2 separate regions of the Homo sapiens genome follow, and region 2 is linked to region 1. A link is an interaction called in ENCODE POLR2A ChIA-PET data of the cell type or tissue named here. Cell type or tissue: B cell. All regions are shown on one strand. Links, peaks and the distances in the headings refer to the core of each region. The heading gives the core; the rest is flanking DNA.

The links. ChIA-PET counts read pairs that join two places held together with the same protein. Peaks named below come from ENCODE experiments on the same cell type or tissue, not always from the same donor. Only the 100,000 strongest peaks of a DNase experiment are listed, where the experiment ranks them.
Region 2: POLR2A ChIA-PET joins it to region 1 with 5 read pairs; 18 of 35 experiments call an interaction of 5 or more read pairs at or near these places.

The regions. Positions count from the first base shown.
Region 1 is chr6:37,046,003-37,056,785 of GRCh38, reverse strand. No RefSeq gene overlaps it. Among named protein-coding and RNA genes, the nearest start is that of FGD2, 46 kb to the right of the region's middle. RefSeq lists enhancers at 1-491, 5,042-5,091 and cis regulatory regions at 5,899-6,474, 5,753-6,771. In B cell, for the core only: CTCF peaks have their summits at 4,928 and 5,129 (motif pointing left); DNase peaks (open chromatin) are centred at 5,195, 6,465, 7,145, 7,855 and 1 weaker place; H3K4me3 peaks cover 1,937 bases; H3K27ac peaks cover 3,704 bases.
Region 2 is chr6:37,145,573-37,156,355 of GRCh38, reverse strand. No RefSeq gene overlaps it. Among named protein-coding and RNA genes, the nearest start is that of PIM1, 19 kb to the left of the region's middle. In B cell, for the core only: no CTCF peak of the experiment used is centred there; no DNase peak of the experiment used is centred there; H3K4me3 peaks cover 100 bases; H3K27ac peaks cover 328 bases.

The DNA.
Region 1 (10,783 bases), core at 1,302-9,301:
GTCCCTGACAGCCAGGTGAGTCCAGGTGAATCACCACTAATGAGATGGGGAGGGCCACGCCAAGCGGCTTCCCACACAGGCAGCCGACAGGTCACTGCCTGTCGCCAGGAAACTCCTCAATAAGGATTGAACAGGACCCTGGGCTGGGGCGGAGGAAGTGCCCGCCTCTCCTGGAGACCCCACCCATTCCTGAGGACTGAGTCGGCTCACCTGGGCTCCCCCACCCCCTAGGCCTTGGCAAGATGCTGGTTTCTCAACCTGGCCGAGATTTCCTTCCTAAAAGGAGTTTCGCTCGCTCAGCCCCACGCCCATCCCGGGCAGGACCTGTTTGTCAGCCAGCCCTGTCTGGGTCCCTGAGACTGCAGAGGGAGGACAGCTGAATCTGGAAAACCCTGGGACCTCCCCCGCCCCAGCAGCCCATAGGAGGGTCGGTAGACCAGAGCTTATTCAGGGTATGGACAGACCAATGGGGCTCATTAAACCCAACAAGACAGCGTGGGGTGGCCTCCGTGACCACATTCCACTCACCCCGCCGGAGCCTGGGGCCCACTAGAGTGCCCTGAGCCCAGGCCAAATGACCATCCCAGGGCAGGGCATGGCTGTCTCATCTGCACAATGGGGCAAAGCCTCCTGCCCTGTGGGTGGCTGAGGGCCGGGATGAGATCATGGGTACGCAGAGTAAGGAATGCAGGTGGGCAGCCAGGCCTCCACCCCGCAGCTCAGAAGATGTGGCCGATGTGGCCCATGTCTGGGGAGGAAGCTGTCCAGCCCTTGGCCTACAGTGAACTTGGCCAGTCCAGCACCACCCCCCTCCCTTCCTCTCGGCGGGGGGGCCGGGGGGCACTTGAGGCCCCACCTGGCCCTCCTGCCCCAGAACCCAAATAGCCCCTTGCTGAATTGCCTCACCCCAGCCATCTATGCAGGCCTAAAGTCGCCACCTGTAGTTACTCACATCATACTCATACATCCATAGCTTTCAACAAATGTACTTGGCCAGTCATCAGATGTCCCAGGAGCACTCCTAGCTGCCAGGCACAGGGTAAGACCAACGGACGCAAAGATGGTGGGGCAGGGCCCCATCTCAAGGGGTGCACAGTTTGGGGAGGGTAGTCATAAAAATATAGCTTCCATAAAAGCACCAGCAGGGCCCTGACACACACACACACACACACACACACACACACACACACACACACACACACACAATCTATGAGGCGCTGGAGGGGCTCCTCGGGGGCTCAGAGAAAGGATTGGTTGGCCTGGCAAGGTGAGGTGTCAGGTGGAGCCTCATGGGAGAGCTGCAGCTTGAGCAGGGCTGTCCCTGTGCCTTGCTTTGTCTTTGTCATGTAATCCTCACAACAGCCCTGTGAGGCCAACAGCACAGGGGTCACCATGCCCATGTTATGGGTGAAAAACTAAGGTTCAAAGAGGTGAAGTGACTTGCCCAAGGCCTAATGATGGTGAGTGGCAGGGGTTTATCTGGAATTCCAGTTTCCTGACCCCCATGCAGTGGTCTCTCCTGCCCTGCTGTGAGTTCCTTCCTGTCTTCATGTGTCCATTTGTACAGCGAATCCAACCTGGCTACTTACTAAATGCCAGGCAGTATCTGCGAGCTGGGGACCTTAGAGACAGTAAGGTATCACCCAGGCAGGGGAAGCCACACGCACATACCCAGACAGTGCAATCTCCCATTCAAGTCAACATTCAGCAGATGTACAGTGGAACACCAACTGGGAGCCAGGCGGCACACAGGTGCCAGGGTTGCAGCAGTGAACGAGACAGACAGAGTGCAGTCCTGTGGAGGCTTTCTACTACTAGAGAGGGCAGAGAATAATCGCAGAGTAAGGGAGCACGACGCAGGGTGAGGGAAGAGAGAGGGGCCAGGGCGCTTCTTCAGATGGGCTGATCAGGGAGGGCCTTCCCAAAGCAGATCCTGTTTGCTTATGATTGTTTTGAGATGACAGTTGAGGAGAGGAGCCCTGTGGGTACCTGAGGAAATATGCCAGGCAGGAGTAACGGCAAGTGCAAAGGCCCTGAGGCAGGAATGCACTTGGAGGTGTTCTGAGGAGCATCAGGGAGCTGAGAGGGTGCAGGGGAGTGGCAGGATGTTAGGTGAGGGAGGTGATGGGAGTGCGGGAGGCACAGGTCCTAAAGGCTTTGCGGGTCATAGTGAGGGCTTTGCTTTTACCCCACGTGAACGAGCCACTGGAGGGTTGTGAGCTCAGGGCTGAGCTGATGTAACCTAGGTTTTGAAAGGATCTCTCTGGCTGCTATGGAGAACAGACTCTAAGGGGGTCTTTTTCTTGTCTATGTGTCTGCTTCGTGCATACCGTGGTATCCACTTGACATCGTAGCATAAGCGTTGTCCTTTGATGTTAAAACTCTCAGAAACGGCCGGGCGCGGTGGCTCACGCCCGGGGAGGCAGAGAGTCAAAGAGGGGGCTACTGAGATAACCAGGTGAGAGGTGGGCCAGGGTAGTGGTGGAGAGAGGAGCTGTGGTCACATTCAGGATGTGGAGTTTTTTAAATTAATTCATTTTTTACAGGTGAAGTCTCACTCCGTTGCCCAGGTTGGAGGGCAGTGCATGATCATAGCTCACTGCAGCCTTGAACTCCTGGGTTCAAGCGATCCTCCCTCCTCAGCCTCCTGAGTAGCTGGGACTACAGGTGTGCACCACCATGCCCAGCTGGGGATGTTTTGAAGGTAGCCCCAAATGTACTTGCAGACATCCTGGACATGAGGTATGAAAGAAAGTGAGGGCTGAAGAACAATCCTGGCTCCAAGAGCGGGAGGGCAGCTCTGCCCAGGTCGTGCTTGGCCTGAGGTGCCACATCTTCTACCTGGAGTGTGACGTGGGACATGGCACTCCGCAGGTTGACCAATGTGGAGTTTGGACAGAGTTGGGCCCTTCTTCCCTGCTGGGGGGCTTGGGCCACCTCGTTTAATCTCAGATGTCAGGAATTGGGCTAAGCAGGGTTTTATGTGAGTTGAGCTGAGCAGGCTGTCATCTCCCTCCCACCCTAGGTGGGACCGTCAGCCGGCATATTTTTGGAAAGTATTTTGTCCATATGTATCAAGACTTTTAAACTTTCATGCCCTTTGACCCAGTGAATCCCTTTCAAGGAAGTTCTGCTGGGGAAGCCATCTGAAATGCAGGCAGCACTGATGGATCAAACCCTTCACAGGGGATTATTTAGAATCGCCAAATAAATAAATACACAGCCTGCATGTCCAACAGTAGGGAGTGTTTAAGTCAAGCAGATATAGTCTGGCACCTTGTTGTACTGGATTGTTGTGCTGACCTTAAATTCACGTTTCTGAGAGTTTTTTTTTTTTTTTTTTTTTTTTTTTGACGGAGTCTCACTCTGTCGCCCAGGCTGGAGTGCAGTGGATCTTGGCTCACTGCAAGCTCTGCCTCCCGGGTTCAAGCCATTCTCCTGCCTCAGCCTCCCGAGTAGCGGGGACTACAGGCGCCCGCCACCATGCCTGGCTAGTTTTTTTTGTATTTTTTTAGTAGAGATGGGGTTTCACCGTGGTAGTCAGGATGGTCTCGATCTCCTGACCTTGTGATCCACCCGCCTCGGCCTCCCAAAGTTCTGGGATTACAGGCATGAGCCACCGCGCCCGGCCGTTTCTGAGAGTTTTAACATCAAAGGACAACGCTTATGCTACGATGTCAAGTGGATACCACGGTATGCACGAAGCAGACACATAGACAAGAAAAAGAAATAGACTCATACTGATTAGCTCTGATTGACTGAAGTTTGGATTACTATTTTCATTTTCCTCTTTACAGTTTTCTGCATTGTACTAATTTCTAAGATGGACATGCATTACCTTTCTGACTTAAAACTAATATTTAAAAAAGGGGCCAGGCGTGGTGGCTCACACCCGTAATCCCAGTACTTTGGGAGGCCAAGATGGGAGGATTGATTGAGTCCAGGAGTTCGAGACCAGCCTGGGCAACAGAGTGAGACCCCTGTCTCTGCAAAAAATTAAAGAATTAGCCGGTTGCGCTGGGGCACACCTGTGGTTCCAGCTACTTAGGAAGCTGAGGCAGGAGAATTGCTTGAGTCAGGGAGGTTTAGACTGCAGTGAGCTATGATCGAGCCACTGCACTCCAGCCTGGGTAACAAAGTGAGATCCTGTCTCAAAAAAAAAAAAAAAAAAGGAGAAAGAAAACGTGAGTTCCCAGAAGCTGGAGCACAGTGTTGGCCAAGCCAGGAACTGACAGCCAACTAACCCATCCTTTCCAGGGCTCCAGGGTCCACTTCCTCCGGGCAGGGCCGGCAGGTGCAGTCAGGACAGGGATTATGTTGATAATTGTGGTGGGGAGAGACAGGTCCAGAGGCTCCTCCTTCTGCCCCTCCGGCCACCCCCATCATAGGGGTGTGTCCTCCCTTGGGCCCCCTGCAGCCCTTGGAATTTGCCCCTCTATGTCTTCGCTGGAGGCTGATGCTTCCTGCCTTGTGTGTAACCCTGTGGGTCTCTCCTGACTGACACCAAGCATCCCGTATACACTGGTCCTCACGGTGTAGTCCCCAGGCCCGAAGCATCAGCACAACCTGGGAACTCTTTAGAAATGCAGAGTCACAGGCCTCTCCCCAGACCTAGTGAATCTGCCACTCTGGAGGCGGGGCCTCTGTGTTTTCAAAAGCCCTCCAGACCTAAGTGTGAGAACTGCTGCCTTATGGTAGGGCCCCACTGTGGCCCATGTTTTACACTGACTAATTCATTTTACAGATTGCCATGATTCCTGCTTAACAGACACGGAAACAAGCTCAGAGAGGTTAAGGAACTTGCCCAAGGTCACACAGCCAGCAGAGACAGGGCTGGGAGTGCGAGCCCATGCCTTTACTTCCCCACTCCACAGCTGTGCAGCTGCCTGGACGCCAGTCCCTCCTGCGGGGTCAGGGTCCAGCTCCGTGCTGGGCACACAGATGGCCCCACTCACATGGGTTGGACTAGGGTTTTGGCTCCTGGGTCGGAAGACCAGGCTGATTCCCCACAAGACCCAAGCAGCCCTGACCCCCTGTGGGAGGAAGGAGGTGGGCTCCATGTGCCTGCTGAGGCCCCTTCAGTCTTGACAGCTGCCGGCGGTTTGGACCAACGAACCCGCAGAGGAGGGGCGCACCGCCACCTGCTGGCTGGCATCATGGGTGATGCTGGGGACAAACGCAGGGATCCACAGACACACGTCTCAGGGACACCGTGGCAGGCGTGCACGTGTCTCCTCCTGCCGCACGCGGGTGCACTTGCCCACACGTGGATGTCTGAGCATGTGGGCACGTGGGGCTCTCAGCCACAAGGCCTGGTAGATAGCACTAAATTCACCCATTTACTTATTACCTCATCAAATGTTCATCCAGAGATGCCAAGCCCACTGTTGCTGTTATCCGGGAGCCTATAGGCCAGCTGGGTGTTGCTCAGAGCAACCACCAAGTGATGTGGACAAGGGTCCCTGGGGGATATACTCAGTGAGGTCATGCAGGCAGCCCCTACCCATCTGGACTGGGGCTCAGTCTCACAGGGTGGGCAGGAGAGGGCTGGGTGAAGGAGGCAGAGGCTCGTCACAGCAAAGCCTGGAGGAGGAGCTGGAATGGAGCACAGGGGTCCCTGGCACAGGTCTTGTGCAAGGCCGTGCAGGCTGGACCCTGTCCCCACAGTGGTGGCCGGGCTCTGGTGCCACACCATCCTGACATGTTTATATTAAAGCTTAGTACAAATAAGCTTATACAAATAAGCTTTGGGACCCTTTAGGACCCAAGGATCTCTCGGCCCCTTTGGGGCTGGCCTGAGATGTGATTTGTACCTGTGCACTGTCCCCCTTGCCACAGCAGCTGCCCTTGGATATATCAGGGATGAGGAGAGGCATCCCCAGTCCCAGAGAGAAGCCTGTTTCTGATCTCCGAATGGACGCAGCAGATAGCAGTCACCGTTAAGTCAAGCATTCCTGCGTGCCCAGCAAAAGACCATTTTTCTTAATCTACAAGGCCATCCGAAGCAGCTCACAGGGTGTGACCTATTCCAAAGCACAGCTCCACGTGCCCGTGAGGTCCCCCAGGACTCCACGGGAGAGTCAGTGCCTCTGTGGGGGATGGGAGCTGGATGGATGAGCTTTGCTGGGTGGTGGGCATAGCTGGGGGTCCAGAACGCAGACACAGAACGATCCTGGTTGGAGGGCTGGTGTGAGTGGGGAGGGACCCATTGGCAGAGCTGAGGGGTTGGTGGCTCCCAAACAGGAGTTGGCAGGCGGTGCTGGAAGAGGAAATGTTGGCAGCTCCCCAGTTCTGCCGATGGGCTTAGATGGAGCCTGTGACTTTATCAATGGCCAGTCCTCACTAGCCTGGCCCCCGGCCTGGCCCCTGACCTGTGGTTTTGCTCAGCAGTGCAGCGGTGGCGGCTTCCGAGAAGCCCCACCAAGACTTTCCTGTCAGGGCAACGCCAAGTTCCTCTTACCGAGGAAGGGGAAGTGGCGGGGTTTCTCCTAAGGCCTTTCAGTTTCTTTCTAAGAAGGTGGGTGTTCCAACCCCAGGGCCCTCAGCAGAGCCAAATGTTAAAGGAAGAGAAGTTGATCTTCGGGGGCTTCCTCACCCCAGTTCCAACCGAAGTTCCTTTGTTGGGGCCCACAGCGGACATTCCGAAAGAGGAAATGAGACACGTGCGTTCCACAGGCCCCTTCCCACGCCCCCTCCTTTCTCCCTTCTCCAGGGACATACTCCTTGATACCCTCCCTCCCCACCAACATGCACACTTAGGAAGTATGGCCTGCTACCCTTGGGGGCATCCCAGGTAGAAAACTTGCTTTTTCCACCTTCAAAGCTGAACTCTTCTGAGTCCGGCCTCCTCAGGACCCTGCTGAGTGACTAAAAATCTAACCCAGGGCTGGCCATGGTGGCTCACGTCTATAATCCCAGCACTTTAAGAAGCCAAGGCGGGAGGATCACTTGAGCCCAGGAGTTCAAGACCAGCCTGGACAACACAGTGAGACCTTGTCTCTTAAAAAAAAAAATTTAAAAATTAGCCAGGCGTAGTGGTGTGCGCCTATAGTCCCAGCTACTAGGGTGTGGTGGGAGAATTGCTAGAACCCGGCAAGTCGACGCTGCAGTGAGCTGTGATTGCACCACTGCACTCCAGCCTGGGCAACAGAGCAAGACTCTGTCTCAAACAAAACAAAACAAAAAAACGACTAACCCAAACAAAGCGCTGACAGATGACACTGGCTTAATGCAGATTCCAGTCCAGGGGATATGCCCATATTAGAGGCCCACAGCTTTCTGAGGGGCAACAAACCATGGGCACCCAGAGAATTCCAAGCTCACCCTCTTCAGAAGACCCACTGGCTTGATGGCCAAGTGCATGTCCTGACGTTCTTATAACAATAGCCACCATTGATTGTAAGTGCTTATTGCGCACCAGGTACTGGGCCAAGCATTTTACATTAATTTCCTCCTATAATCCCCACAGTGATGCCATGACAAAGATACAATCATGATCCCACAGTCAAGTAACCTGCTCGGCTCACATAGCCCATGAGCCCATTCTTCCTCGTAGGCCTCTTCTCAGAAAGGTGGGGAAGGACGAGTATCAGACCTTGACAGGAGTTGGCTGGGAAGGTCTGGTCTCCAATTTCCCACGATTGTCAAAGCCAGCTGTGCCTCTCCCAGAGGTGAAGAGCCAGCCATCTAGTCGTGGCCATCTTGGCTGCACTAATGTGGCCGTGGCTGGGGCCTTCCCCGAGTCATTGGGAACTCTTGATGCCTTCTTTATTTTCCTCCCAGAGATGTTGTTTTAAGGTTTTTGCTTTGCTGAAGCATGTGTTATGGGGACAGCGAGGGGATTCCCCTAAACCGTGATGCTGTTCTGTTCAAAAACATTTGCCTGGAGGTCCACAGCTGTGTGACTCACGCTGTTGGGTGGCAGGAAAACTCACAGCTGCAGTGGGGAGGGGCCTGGCCCAAACGAAATGGGATACTTACAGGGTGGCCAGGTTTAGTAAATAAAAATGCAGGATGCCCAGTTACATTTGAATTTCAGATAAACAGCAACATTTAGGACACCTTCATGCTAAACAACTTATTTGTTATTTATCTAAAATTCAATTGTAACTGGCCATCCTGCATTTTATCTGATAACCCTAGATACTCAGCACCCAGGATAAATCTCCCGCCTTCCCCCTGGCTTCAGCAGGGTGTTGCCGAGAGAAGACAACAAAACCTGGGAGAAGTCCACTGACCTGGGATGAAGACAAATCTGAGGGTCTCAGTGGTCTGAGGAGGGTAGATACACTCTGCTTCCAGGGTTCCCCTTGAGCAACTGCAAAATCTCAACCTCAGCCCAGGGCAGAATTCCACATTCAAATTCCACAAAATGCAAGGATGCACCTGAAGGTCACCGCTTCATTCTCGGGGCCTCAGTTTTCTTATCTCTGTAATGGGAAGGACTTTTGGATTCTACGATGTCAAGTGACCCTCTTAGCCCTTAGCTTTTCTTGCATAGTGGAAAATCTGCTGGAAGCAAGTGAAGGTATGAGTGAGCTAGCCAAGGAGCAAGTGTAGAGAGGAGGAGGAGGCCATCTTGGCTTGGAAATGGGCCGCCCCTCTTGCCCTACAGCACTGCACGGAGACTGGGCCATTGTACCTGGATGTTGGGTGGTTTGGAGGGCTCCCCTGGGTCAGGCACACCAGTGCATGCCTGGACTTCCTTAGAAGGGACCCTGGGCATGGACCACAGCTAGGTCCATGACTGAGGTGCCCCAGCCATGAGCAGTGGCAAACGCCCATGGCAACACCTGAGCCACAGCAGGGAGGGGACGATCATTAGCTTCAAAAGCAGGGAAGTAAACTGTTAAGAGTGAAATTACTAAATGACTACAAAATGTTAACTAGACATTTGCAACTTAACTCCTATGGTTTATGTAAATTATATGTGATGCATGTGGGTGCATTTGAATATATTTGACACGTGGAAGCATGTGGCCTCAAGAATAAGGATGCCTGGGCCTCTAGCGCACTTGGAAGACAGGCTGGGGATATGGAGACAGTGAATTTCCTGCAGGCCAGAAACCACATCCGGGGGTCTAGGAGCAGCAGGGTGGTGGTGAGGGAGTGAGCTAGAACCTCTAGGGTTAGAGATGGGGTCCGGTCTGGGAGGCAGGAAGACCCCTCTGATAGGAGTGTCAGACAGACGAAAGCAGGTCCCAAAAGGTCCCTGCAGAGGTGACTGGTGAGACCAGACAGAGCCTCAGAGCCAGGCTGCAGCTCTGCACGGGGACCTGAGGACCCACCAGGAGCTGAGACCCGGGCTCTCCAGGCTCGTGGGATGGTGGGATTGCTTCTGCCTGCTGGGAAGGCCAGGGTGCAAACCTGCAGCCTGCAGTGGAGGTGCCTGGGGGCTGGAGGTGCCCAAAGTCCCCATAACTGCCATCAGCTCTATACCTCAGAGGCACCACTAGAAAATGTCTTTGTTTTGGACAATGGACATTTTCTCAGTCTTATATGAAGTATACATTAAAAAGTGTCTTCAGGGCCAGGCATGGTGGCTCACACCCGTAATCCTAGCACTTTGGGAGGCCAAGGTGCGCGGATTGCCTGAGCTCAGGAGTTCGAAACCAGCCTGGGCAACATGGTGAAACCTTGTCTCTACTAAAATACAAAAAATTAGCTGGACGTGGAAGCGAAGTGAATCCCAGCTACTCAGGAGGCTGAGGCAGGAAAATTGCTTGAACCTGGGAGATGGAGGTTGCAGTGAGCCGAGATCGCGCCACTGCACTCCACCCTGGGTAAAAGAGCGAGACTCCGTTTCAAAAAAAAAAATGTCTTTAGTAAACATGACGTCTTCATAACAAAGTATCATAGACTGGGTGGTTTAAACACAGAAGTTTATTTTCTCACAGTTCTGAAAGCTGGAAGTCCAGGAGCACAGTGTCATCAGGGCAGGTTTCTGAAGCCTCTCTTTTTGGCCGGGAGCCGTCTTCTCTCTTTCTCTTCACATGGTCTTTCCTCTGCACATGTCTCTCCTCATTTCCTCTTCTGATTGGATCAGGGCCCATCCTCATGACCTTATTTTACCTGAATTACCTTTTTAAACATCCTGTCTTTAAATGCAATCACATTCTGAGGTACTTGGGGTTAGGACTTCAATATAGGAGTTTTGGGGACATAGAATTAAACTTGTAACACTTATGATTTTTTTTTTGAGATGGGGTCTTGCTGTGTTGTCCAGGCTGCAGTGCAGTGGCACCATCATAGCTCACTGCAGCCTCAAACTCCTGGGCTCAAACCATCCTCCCACCTCAGCCTCCACAGTAGTTGAGAGTACAGGCACAAGCCACCACACCTGGCTAGCTTAAAAAGAATGTTTTAGAGAGGGGGTCTCACTATATTGCCCAGGCTGATCTCGAATTCCTAACCTCAAGTAATCCTCCTACCCTCAAGTGATCCTCCTGCCTCAGCCTTCCAAAGTGCTGAGATGACAGGTGTGAGCCACTGCACCCAGCTGGCCCCAGCCCACTTTTTAAGCTATGATGTAAGTACAAACAGTGGGCTGGCTTTGGAAGTGCAGATTGTATACTGGTCCCAAGATCATCCTATGCAAATTCTGGCGCCTCCCATGCCTACTAGTTTTGATTAGAGGTAGTTTAGGGACACAGCCTGCACTCAGGATGTCCCCTCTGGACATGGCCACCACTGGCCAGCTGGACTGGGAGGGGGTCAGTGTTGTCACCAACATGATAGGACTTCTTAGAACAGGCCTGGCAGCTCTCTCTAACCAACGATGTAT
Region 2 (10,783 bases), core at 1,204-9,203, 100 kb before region 1:
ACGATTACAGGCCTGAACCAACACATCCAGCCCCCAAAATTTTTTAAAAATTAGCAAGGCGTAGTGGCATGCGACTGTGGTCCCAGCCTCTCAGGAGGCTGAGGTGGGAGGATTGCTTGAGGTTGCAGTGAGCTATGATCACACCACTGCACTCCAGCCTGGGCAACAGAGTGAGAACCTGTCTCAAAAACATTTTTAAATATAATTTGAGATGGGGGTCTTGTTCTGTTGCCCAGGCTAGTCTCAAAATCCTGGCATCAAGCAATCCTCCCACCTTGGCCTCCCAAAGTGCTAGAACTACAGGTGCAAACCACCTTGACTGTCCTAATCTCTATTTTACAGATGACCAAAACCAAATCTCAGAGACAGGAAGTAATTTGCCAAAGTTCTCATAGCATTTGCAGAACAAGGATAGTGAACTCAGACTTTATTGTTACCCTAGGTTCTTATAGAGATATAATTAGTAACGAAAGGTAGTATTTACCAAGTGGCAAATTAATGGCATAGGCAATGCATATTTTTTGCTGTAATATGTTTACAAGTTCAAGGTCTAAATGCTAACTAGAACTTTTCCTGGGGAATTTTCAGGTGCAGAGGGACTTTCCCAGTTGTCTCCTCAACTGCTTTAGCATGAAAACAGAAAATGGTCTCGTCTCTGTGCACCTGTGCCACCTCAATCATACACATCACACGTGCTCTTGATATGTCTAGTTCGGTAGTTCTGAAAGTGTGTGGTCTTCGGACCAGCAGCACCTGGAAACTTGTCAGAAATGCAAATTATCGGGCCCACTGCCTGCCCACTGAATCAGAAACTCCGGGGGTGGAGCCCAGCGATCTGTGTTTTGATAAGCACTCCAGGCGACTCCAGTGTACCTTGGGGTTTCAGAACCCATGGTCTGTCTCATGGCTCTCCAGAGAGTCTGTGAACTCCTGGAAGGCAGAGCCTGTGTCCTTGCAGTTTTTGTTTCCCTAGCATCAAGACTTGAACACAGTGGATATTAATAAATATTTCTAAAACTGAACCACAGGAGTGAATATGGCTCGGCAGAAAACCAACATCCCATTATCCTACTCTTTTCATATGATGATTAATACTTTTAGGTTTACTTTATGTAACGGATTGAATTGTGTCCCCCAAAATTCATGTAAAAGTCCTAACTCCCTAGTACCTCAGAAAATATAACTGTATTTGGAGATAGGGCCTTTAAGAAGTAATTAGGGTAAAATGAGGTCATATGTGTAGACCCTAATGCAATATGACTGGTATCCTTATAAGAAGAGGAGATGAGGCTGGGTGTGGTGGATTATGCCTGTAATCCCAGCACTTTGGGAGGCCAAGACGGGCGGATCACGTGAGGACAGGGGTTCGAGACCAGCCTGGCCAACATGGTAAAAGCCCATCTTTACTAAAAATACAAAAAAATTAGCTGGATGTTGTGGTGGGCACCTATAATCCCAGCTACTTGGGAGGCTGAGGCAGGAGAATCACTTGAACCCAGGAGGCAGAGGTTGCAGTGAGCCGAGATCACACCACTACACTCCAGCCTGGGCGACAGAGCAAGACTCTGTCTAAAAAAAAAAAAAAAAAAAAAAAAAAATTGCTTGAGGCCAGGAGTTCAAGACCATCCTGGGGAACATAGTGAGACCCCGGTCTCTACCAAAAAATAGATATTTTTTAAAATAACCAGGCATGGTGGTATGCACCTGTAGTCCCAGCTACTCAGGAGGCTGAAGTGGGAGGATTGCTTGAGCCTAGGAGTTCGAGAGTGTAGTGAGTCATGATTGTACCACCGCACTCCAGCCTGGGATAGAGTAAGACCCTGTCTCCAACAACAATAACAAAGGGGAAAAAAAAAAAAAAGAAAATACAGGGAGGAGAAGACAGCCATCTGCAGTCAAATGCTCTACCCCTGAGAAGACACCTGTCTACAAGCCCAGGAGAGTGGCTTCAAAAGAAACTGACCCTACAGACATCAGGACCTTGGACTTCTAATCTCCAGAATTGGATCAAAATTTAATTTCTGTTGTTTAAGGCATCCAGATTGTGTAGTCCTTTGTTATGACAGCTCTAGCAGACTAATACACTTTATGAAAAATTTTACACCAGGCACAGTGGCTCACACCTGTAATCCCAGCACTTTGGGAGGCCAAGACAGGTAGATCGCTTGAGCCCAGGAGTTCAAGGCCAGCCTGGGCAACATGGTAAAACCCTGTCTCTATAAAAAAATACAAAAATTAGCCAGGCTGATGGCACATACCTATAGTCCTAGCTACTCTGGAAGCTGAGAAGGGAGGATCACTTGAGCCCAGGAGGTGGAATTTGCAGGGAGCTGAGATTGTGCCACTGTACTCCAGCATGGACAACAGAGCAAGATTCTCTGTTTTTCACTTTTTTTTTTTTTAAGACAGATTCTCAGTCTGTCGCCCAAGCTGGGGTGCGGTGGCATGCGATCACAGCTCACTGCAGCCTCCACCTCCCCAGGCTCAAGTGATCCTCCTGCCTCAGCCTTCCAAGTAGCAGGGGCTCCAGGCATGTGCCACCATGCCTGGCTAATTTTTGTATTTTTTGTAGAGATGGGGTTTCACCATGTTTCCAAGGCTGATCTCAAACTCCTAAGTTCAAGTGACCGCCTGCCTCAGGCTCCCAAAGTGCTGGGGTTACAAGCATGAGTAACTGTGCCTGGCTAAGACTCTGTCAAAAAAAAAAAAAAAAGAAAGAAAGCGAGAGAGGAAGAAAAAAGAAAGAAAGAAAAAGAGAGAAAGAAAGAAAAGGAAGGAAAGAGAAGGAAGGAAGGAAAGATGAAGGAAGGAAGGAAGGAGTGAGCCAGGCGCGGTGGCTCATGCCTGTAATCCCAGCACTTTCGGAGGCTGAGGTGGATGGATCATGAGGCCAGGAGTTCGAGACCAGCCTGGTCAACATGGTGAAACCCCGTCTCTACTAAAAATAAAAAAAATTAGCTGGATGTGGTGGCGGGCACCTGTAATCCCAGCTATGTGGGAGGCCGAAGCAGGAGAATCGCTTGAACCTGGGAGGCAGAGGTTGCAGTGAACCAAGATCACGCCGTTGTACTCCAGCCTGGGCAACAAGAGCAAAACTCCATCTCAAGAAAAAAGAAAGATTTTACAAAAATACTGACTCTGAAATCCAATAACTCCCATCCAAGCCCAGCCTATGACAAGAAAATCTTATTTTTGGGTGAGTGTTAATAGTCTTTAGATATTAGCTATTAAAGTGTTCAAGAAATTACTCTCTTTTGTTTTTTTTTTTGAGACAGAGTTTCACTCTTGTTGCTCAGGCTGGGTGCAATGGTGCAATTTCAGTTCACTGCAACCTCTGCCTCCCGGGTTCAAGCGATTCTCCTGCCTCAGCCTCCCGAGTAGCCGGGATTACAGGCACCCGCCACGATGCCCAGCTCATTTTCTGTATTTTTAGTAGAGACAGGGTTTCATCATGATGGCCAGGCTGGTCTCAAACTTTTGACCTCAGGTGATCCACCCACCTCGGCCTCCCATAGTGCTGGGATTACAGGCATGAGCCACCGCACGGGGCCAGAAATGACTCTTTCATGCTCAACATGAGTACCGGTTTTGGAGTCAGACAGAGGTGGGTTTCAATCCTGACTTGGCCACTTAGGAGTTGTGTAATTTTAAATTCTAAAGACTCAGTTTCCTCATTGTAATTTGAGGCTAATAACAGCTCTCTCCTAGATATAGCTCAATAATTGGCAATTATATCATAGGCACTCAGTACGGGGTGATTTAAAAACGATAATTAACTAAATTACTTATATTGGTCCTCTCTGGGAGATGGGATTACTGTGAAATTTTACTGTAATATTTGAATCAATTCAACACACATATAGTACTATGGTGACTTTTTAAAAGACCATACAAAATGGCAATAGTTTTCAAGGCAAAAAAAATTGAAGACTCCAGGATAATATAAATCAAAATAAGAATGTCAGAGCCCGGCCAGGTGCAGTGGTTTATGCCTGTAATCCCTGCACTTTGGGAGGCTGAAGCCGGTGAATCACCTGAGGTCAGGAGTTCAAGACCAGCCTGACCAACACGGTGAAACCCCATCTCTACTAAAAATACAAAAAATTAGCCGTCGCGTGGTGGTAGGCGCCTGTAATCCCAGCTACGCAGGAGACTGAAGCAGGAGGATTGCTTGAACCTGAGAGGCTGAGGTTGCAGTGAGCCGAGATTGCACCGCTGCACTCCAGCCTGGGCAACAAGAGCAAAACTCATCTCAAAAAAAAAAAAAAAAAAAAAGAATGTCAGGGGCCAAGCCCAGTGGCTCATGCCTGTAATCCCAAAACTCTGGGAGGCCAAGGCAGGTAGATCACTTGAGGCCAGGAGTTCGAGACCAGCCTGGCCAACATGGCGAAACCCTGTCTCTACAAAAAATACAAAAATTAGCCAGGCATGGTGGCACACACCTATAGTCTTGGCTACTCAGGAGGCTGAGGTGGGAGGATTGCTTGAGCCTTGGAGGTTGAGGCTGCAGTGACCCAAGATTGCACCACTGCACTCCAGCCTGGGCGACAGAGCAAGACCGTATCTCAAAACAAAAAAAAGAATGTCGGAAATGTAATAGAAAGATATGACACTGGCCAGGAGCAGTGGCTCATGCTTCTAATCCCAGTACTTTGGGAGTCTTAGGTGGGCGGATCACTTGAGGTCAGAAGTTTGAGACTAGCCTGACTAATATGGTGAAAACCTGTCTCTTTTAAAAAAAATCATAATAATACAAAAATTAACCGGGTGTGATGGCGTGCACCTGTAATCCCAGCTACTTGGGAGGCTGAGGTAGGGAGAACCTGGGAGGCAGGAGTGAGCTGAGATTGCGCCACTGCACTCCAGCCTGGGTGACAGAGTGAGGCTCCATCAGAAAGAAAAGGAAAGAGAGAGAGAGAGAGGGAGGGAGAGAGGGAGAGAGAGAGAGAGAGAGAGAAGAAGGGAAAGGGAAGGGAAGGGAAAGGGAAGGTTCGGCCGGGTGCGTGGCTCACACCTGTAATCCCAGCACTTTGGTAAGCCGAGGTGGGCAGATCACCTGAGGTCAGGAGTTTGAGACCAGCCTGGCCAACATGGTGAAACCCCATCTCTACTAAAAATACAAAAATTAGCCGGGCGTGGTGGCAGGCGCCTGTAATCCCAGCTACTCGGGAGGCTGAAGGAGGAGAATTGCTTGAACCCGGGAGGCAGAGGTTGCAGTGAGCCATGATAGCGCCATTGCACTCCAGCTTGGGGGACAAGAGCGAGACTTCATCTCAAAAAAAAAAGTAAAAAAGAAAAAAAAAAAAGAAAGAAAGAACAACCAAGAATAATTGAATTATCTCAAACTGAGGAGTATAAGTAGGGATTACTGGCCAGGTGCCATGGCTCATGCCTGTGATCCCAGCACTTTCAGAGGCAGAGGCATGTGGACTGCTTGAACCCAGGTGAAACTCCATCTCTACAAAAATGTAAAAATTAGCTGGGCATGGAAGTGCATGCTTGTGGTCCCAGTTATTTGGGAGGTTGAGGCGGGAGAACGACCTGAGCTGGGGAAGCTGAGGCTGCCATGAGCTGTGATTGTGCCACTGCACTCCAGCCTGGGTGACAGAGGAGACCCTGTCTCAAAAAAACAACCACAAAAAAGTAGAGAGTATTGATTTTGTCTTTGTAGCCCCAGATCCTAATATGGCACCTGGCATTTACTATAAGTTCAACAGCTTTTGGTTGAATGAAAGAATGAGTGGCCTTCTACAAAGATGATTATTCTAATTATACAAAGACATTTCAACCCAACTATACTTACACAGGATCAGTGGCTCTGTAGCATTTTGACGTTGTGCAATCAAAACTTTAATTTTAACCTGGAAATTCCACTTTGGGGAAATAACCTAATAAAATAACCCCAAAGGAAAAAGAGTGTTGTGGTTTTTTGTTTGCTCGTTTGTTTTTAAAGAGTCTTTACTGTGGTGATATTCAAAATAGAGAAATCCTGGGATTGTCTTCAGAGCCTCCCCAACCCACATTCTACATCTCCCCTCCGGAGTTTTGACCAGACCTTCCCAGCTGCCCTCAAACTGTTCTGACCATCCTTGCCACCCTTCACCTGACTGGCCCAGTACCCCATACTTCAGACCCTTTGGGATCAGCGTTCTCATTAAAACTTATTGTCTTGTGCCTGCATGTCTTTGGGACTCTACTCAGCCAACTAATCTGATAAATTAATTTAAACTGGGATGCTAATGAGTGATAATGGCTGAATATGAGTCTACTCATGGATAACAATTGCATTTCAGCAGCACCTTACTCTGAGACATAAGTCATACATTTCAGGCATGTGTAGGGCCATTGGGAAAGATATTTTAAGATGGGGGATTTCCTCAAACCCCTCAAATTACACCATGTAGACAGCTGTCTATCCTGCATGATCTGGCCAACTTCTTGGCATCCAGTTATCAGCTCTCAGGGGACACTAGAGGAAACAGTTCTGTTCCTCTTCTTAATAGGGCTTGGAAGTAGTGACTAGACTATTTATATCACTTAAGGAAAAAGGCATTTACTCTGGAACCCACCCAGAAAGCACACATCCCCTAGGCTTAGAGAAGACCTTTCTCTACCTAGAATTGTAAGAACAGGGAAAAATTCAAATCAGAAACTATTAATGCCCCTATGATTTGCTGCAAAATAAACTCTGAAAACAATACTAAAGTTTTCAGAGATTTAGGACCTTCTCTGGGAATGGCTGAGTGACTAGAGCCTAGATCAACCAAAATGAGTGAGCTGGGACAGGCAAACACTAACGTGGGACTGGTTAAAATAAGCTTCGCTGCCAGGCGCGGTGGCTCACCCCTGTAATCCCAGCACTTTGGGAGGCCAAGGCGGGCGGATCACCAGGTCAGGAGTTCGAGACCAGCCTAGACAACATGGTAAAACCCCGTCTCTACTAAAAATACAAAAATTAGCCGGGCATGGTGGTGCGCCTCTGTAATCCCAGCTACTCGGGAGGCTGAGGCACGAGAATCGCGTGAACCCAGGAGGTGGAGGTTGCCATGAGCTGAGATCACACCATTGCACTCCAGCCTGGGCAACAAGAGCAAGATTCTGTCTCAAAAATAATAAAAATAAGATTCACAAGTGAGAAGATCCTAGACATCAATATGAATTTATACAGATACGCACATGAGGGACTATTGAACCTGATCATAAAAATAGTTGCCTTTTGGCCAGGCATGGTGGCTCACACCTTAATCTCAGCACTTTGGGAGGCTGAGGCGGGCAGGTCACCTGAGGTTAGAAGTTCTAGACCAGCCTGACCAACATGGAGAAACCCCATCTCTACTAAAAATACAAAATTAGCTGGGCATGGTGGCGCCTGTAGTCCCAGGCACCAGATACTCGGGAGGCTGAGGCAGGAGAATCGCTTGAACCCGGGAGGCAGAGGTTGCAGTGAGCCGAGATCACACCATTGCACTCCAGCCTGGGCGACAAGAGCGAAACTCCGTCTCAAAAAAAAAAAAAAAAAAAAAGCAATGAAACCCTTTAAATCTGATCTCCAGGATCAGGTAAGGCTTCAGCGCAGAGGCAGCCCATGGGTCCTGAAACATGAAAATAAATGGAAGAATCAGCTAGTGGAAGGATAGGATGGGAAAACTCAAATTTCAGCAATAAGAAAAAGCATGTGCAAACATCCAGAGGCATGAATTTGCATGAACAGAAAAAAAAAAGTCATGCTGTAGTAAGTAGGGTGCAAACATTTTTATTTATGTATTTATTTTTGAGACGGAGTTTCGCTCTTGTTGCCCAGATTGGAGTGCAATGGCGCAATCTCGGCTCACCGCAACCTCCGCCTCCCAGGTTCAAGCGATTCTCCTGCCTCAGCCTCCGGAGTAGCTGGGATTACAGGCATGTGCCACCACACCCAGCTAATCCAAAAATTTTATAAGCACAAAATAGAGGAAAAGGTTGCATTATCATTGTGAAGTTAAAGAAAAATGGTTATTTTTCAGTAGGATCTGTGCTATCAGGAAAAGCACACAAGGTAAAGATAGTGAAATTCCTTATGTACACAACCAAGGCTCACTGAAGTGAGAAAGTCCAGATGATCATGAGGCAGTCACTTCTCAGCTGCCCCACCTCCAACATTTTACCCCCATTTGAGAAGGGGAGTGGGAGCTTGATAGAGAACAAATTATCAGTTGCAGCTACATCTGAAATTCACATTATCACAGACTTTTACCTTGCTGCTGAGTATGGTCCCTGGAGTGAAAAGGGAGTGGAGAGAAATTCAACTGAACAAGCAGCCACAGGTGATCATGAAGAGCTGTGTATGCCTTTCTTTCTTTCTTTTTTTTTTTTTTTGAGATGGAATCTCACTCTGTCACCTAGGCTGGAGTGTGGAGTGCAGTGGTGTAATCTTGGCTCATTGCAACCTCTGCCTCCCAGGTTCAAGTGATTCTCCTGCCTCAGCCTCCCAAGTAGCTGGGACTACAGGCATGCACCACCACACTCTCCTACTTTTTGTATTTTTAGTAGAGACGGGGTTTCACCATGTTGGCCAGGCTGACCTCGAACGCCTGATCTCAGGCAATCCACCCGCCTCGGCCTCCCAAAGTGCTGGGATTACAGGTGTGTGCCACCGTGCCCAGCCTGTGTGTGCCTTTCTGAGGAGTATGAATTTTATCTGAAGAGTGGTAGAAGGCCGTGGAAGGATTTTCAGCAGGCCCACCTGCTGTAAAAGCTTTCCCGAGCCACCACCATGTGTGTAGTTACTTGCACTCATATCCCCTTAGATTCAATAGTCTGACTTACATTTTTTAATTGTTATTATCCATATATACAATATGCATTCCTAGGCTGGGCACAGTGGCTCATGTCTGTAATCCCAGCACTTTGGGAGGCTGAGGCAGGAGGATCACTTGAGGCCAGGAGATCAGGACCAGCCTGGGCAACATAGAAAGACCTTTTCTTGGCTGGGCGCAGTGGCTCACACCTGTAATCCCAGCACTTTGGGAGGCCGAGGTGGGTGGATCACGAGGTCAGGAGTTCAAGACCAGCCTCGCCAACATGGTGAAATCCTGTCTCTACTAAAAACTACAAAGATTAGCTGGTATGGTGGCACGTGCCTGTGGTCCCAGCTACTGCGACAGAAGAATCACTTGAACCCGGGAGGTGGAGGTTGCAGTGAGCCGTGATCACATCACTGTACTCCAGCCTGGGCGACAGGGCGAGACTCCGTCTCGAAAAAAAAAAAAAAATTAACCAGACATAGTGGTGCAACCCTGTCATCCCATTTACTCAGGAGGTTAAAGTAGGAAGATGATCGCTTGAGTCCAGGAGTTCCAGGCTGCAGTGAGCTATGATGGTGCCACTGCAACAAAGCCTGGGAGACAGATGAGACTCTGTCTCTAAAACAAACAAATATGCACTGCAAATATATTTGTTGTTTGAAGGAAAGAAGCAAAGGGAAAGGAATCATTTGAATTCCTCTTATTTCACAATTCAATCAGTCAGAGTTGAGTTCACCAGGTGGATGAACTGATAAAGTTTTGTAGAGGCAAAACAAAATTCTTTTTTGTGGGGGACGGATTCTGGCTCTGTCACCAGGCTGGAGTGCAGTGGTGCGATCTCTGCTCACTGCAACCTCCGACTCCCTGGTTCAAGTGATTCTCCTGCCTCAGCCTCCTGAGTAGCTGGGATTACAGGCACACGCCACCACACCCGGCTAATTTTTGTATTTTTAGTAGAGATGGGGTTTCACCATGTTGGCCAGGATGGTCTTGATCTCCTGACCTTGTGATCTGCCCGCCTTGGCCTCCCAAAGTGCTGGGATTGCATGCGTGAGCCACCGCACCCGGTGGCAAAACAAAATTCTTAATGTATTTATAAATGTGAATGTGACTTATACAACCGTTATTTATTCAAATGAAACCTTTACCTTCCTATCTGCTTAATTCTATTGAACTCAAAAGCGCCTAGGACTATGGGGGACACAAAGCAAGTGGGAGTGCTAAAAGTTTATAAATATACTGTTAATCGGCTGGGCATGGTGGCTCATGCCTGTAATCCTAGCACTTTGGGAGGCCAAGACAGGTGGCTCACTTGAGATTAGGAGCTCGAAACCAGCCTAGGCAACATGGTGAAACCCCATCTCTACTAAAAATACAAAAAAATTAGCTGGGCGTGGTGGTGGGCGCTTGTAATCCCAGCTACTCGGGAGGCTGAGGCAGGAGAATTGCTTGAACCCGGGAGGCAGAGATTGCAGCAAGCCGAGACTGCACCACTGCACTCCAGCCTGGGCAACACAGCAAGACTCAGTCTCAAAAAAAAAAAAAAAAAAAAAGGTTAATCATGGATAGATTGAGTTACAAAGTTAAAGTGTTTTGTAAAATAGGGGAAAGTGATAAGATTCATTAGTAGGGCTAATTCCTCTGTCAATATCCCAGTCAAAGACCTTAAACCTACAAATCTCCTTATATTCTCTGAGGGTGGGTGCCTAGATTCTACAGACACCAAACCAGATTGTGAAAACACCCCATTCTCTAGACCAGTGCTTCTCAAAATGTAGCCCTTGCACCAGCAAAGGTGGAAATGAAAATTCACAGGCCCTACGCCAGCAAGCCAATAGAATCAGAAACGCAGGAGTTGGAGCCCAGCATCCTGAATGTTCACAAGCCCTCTGATGCTGGATGCTCAAGTTCAAGAATCGCTGTTCCCAGGCCGGATGCGGTGACTCATGCCTGTTATCCCAGCACTTTGGGAGGCTGAGGTGGGTTCAAGACTAGCCTGA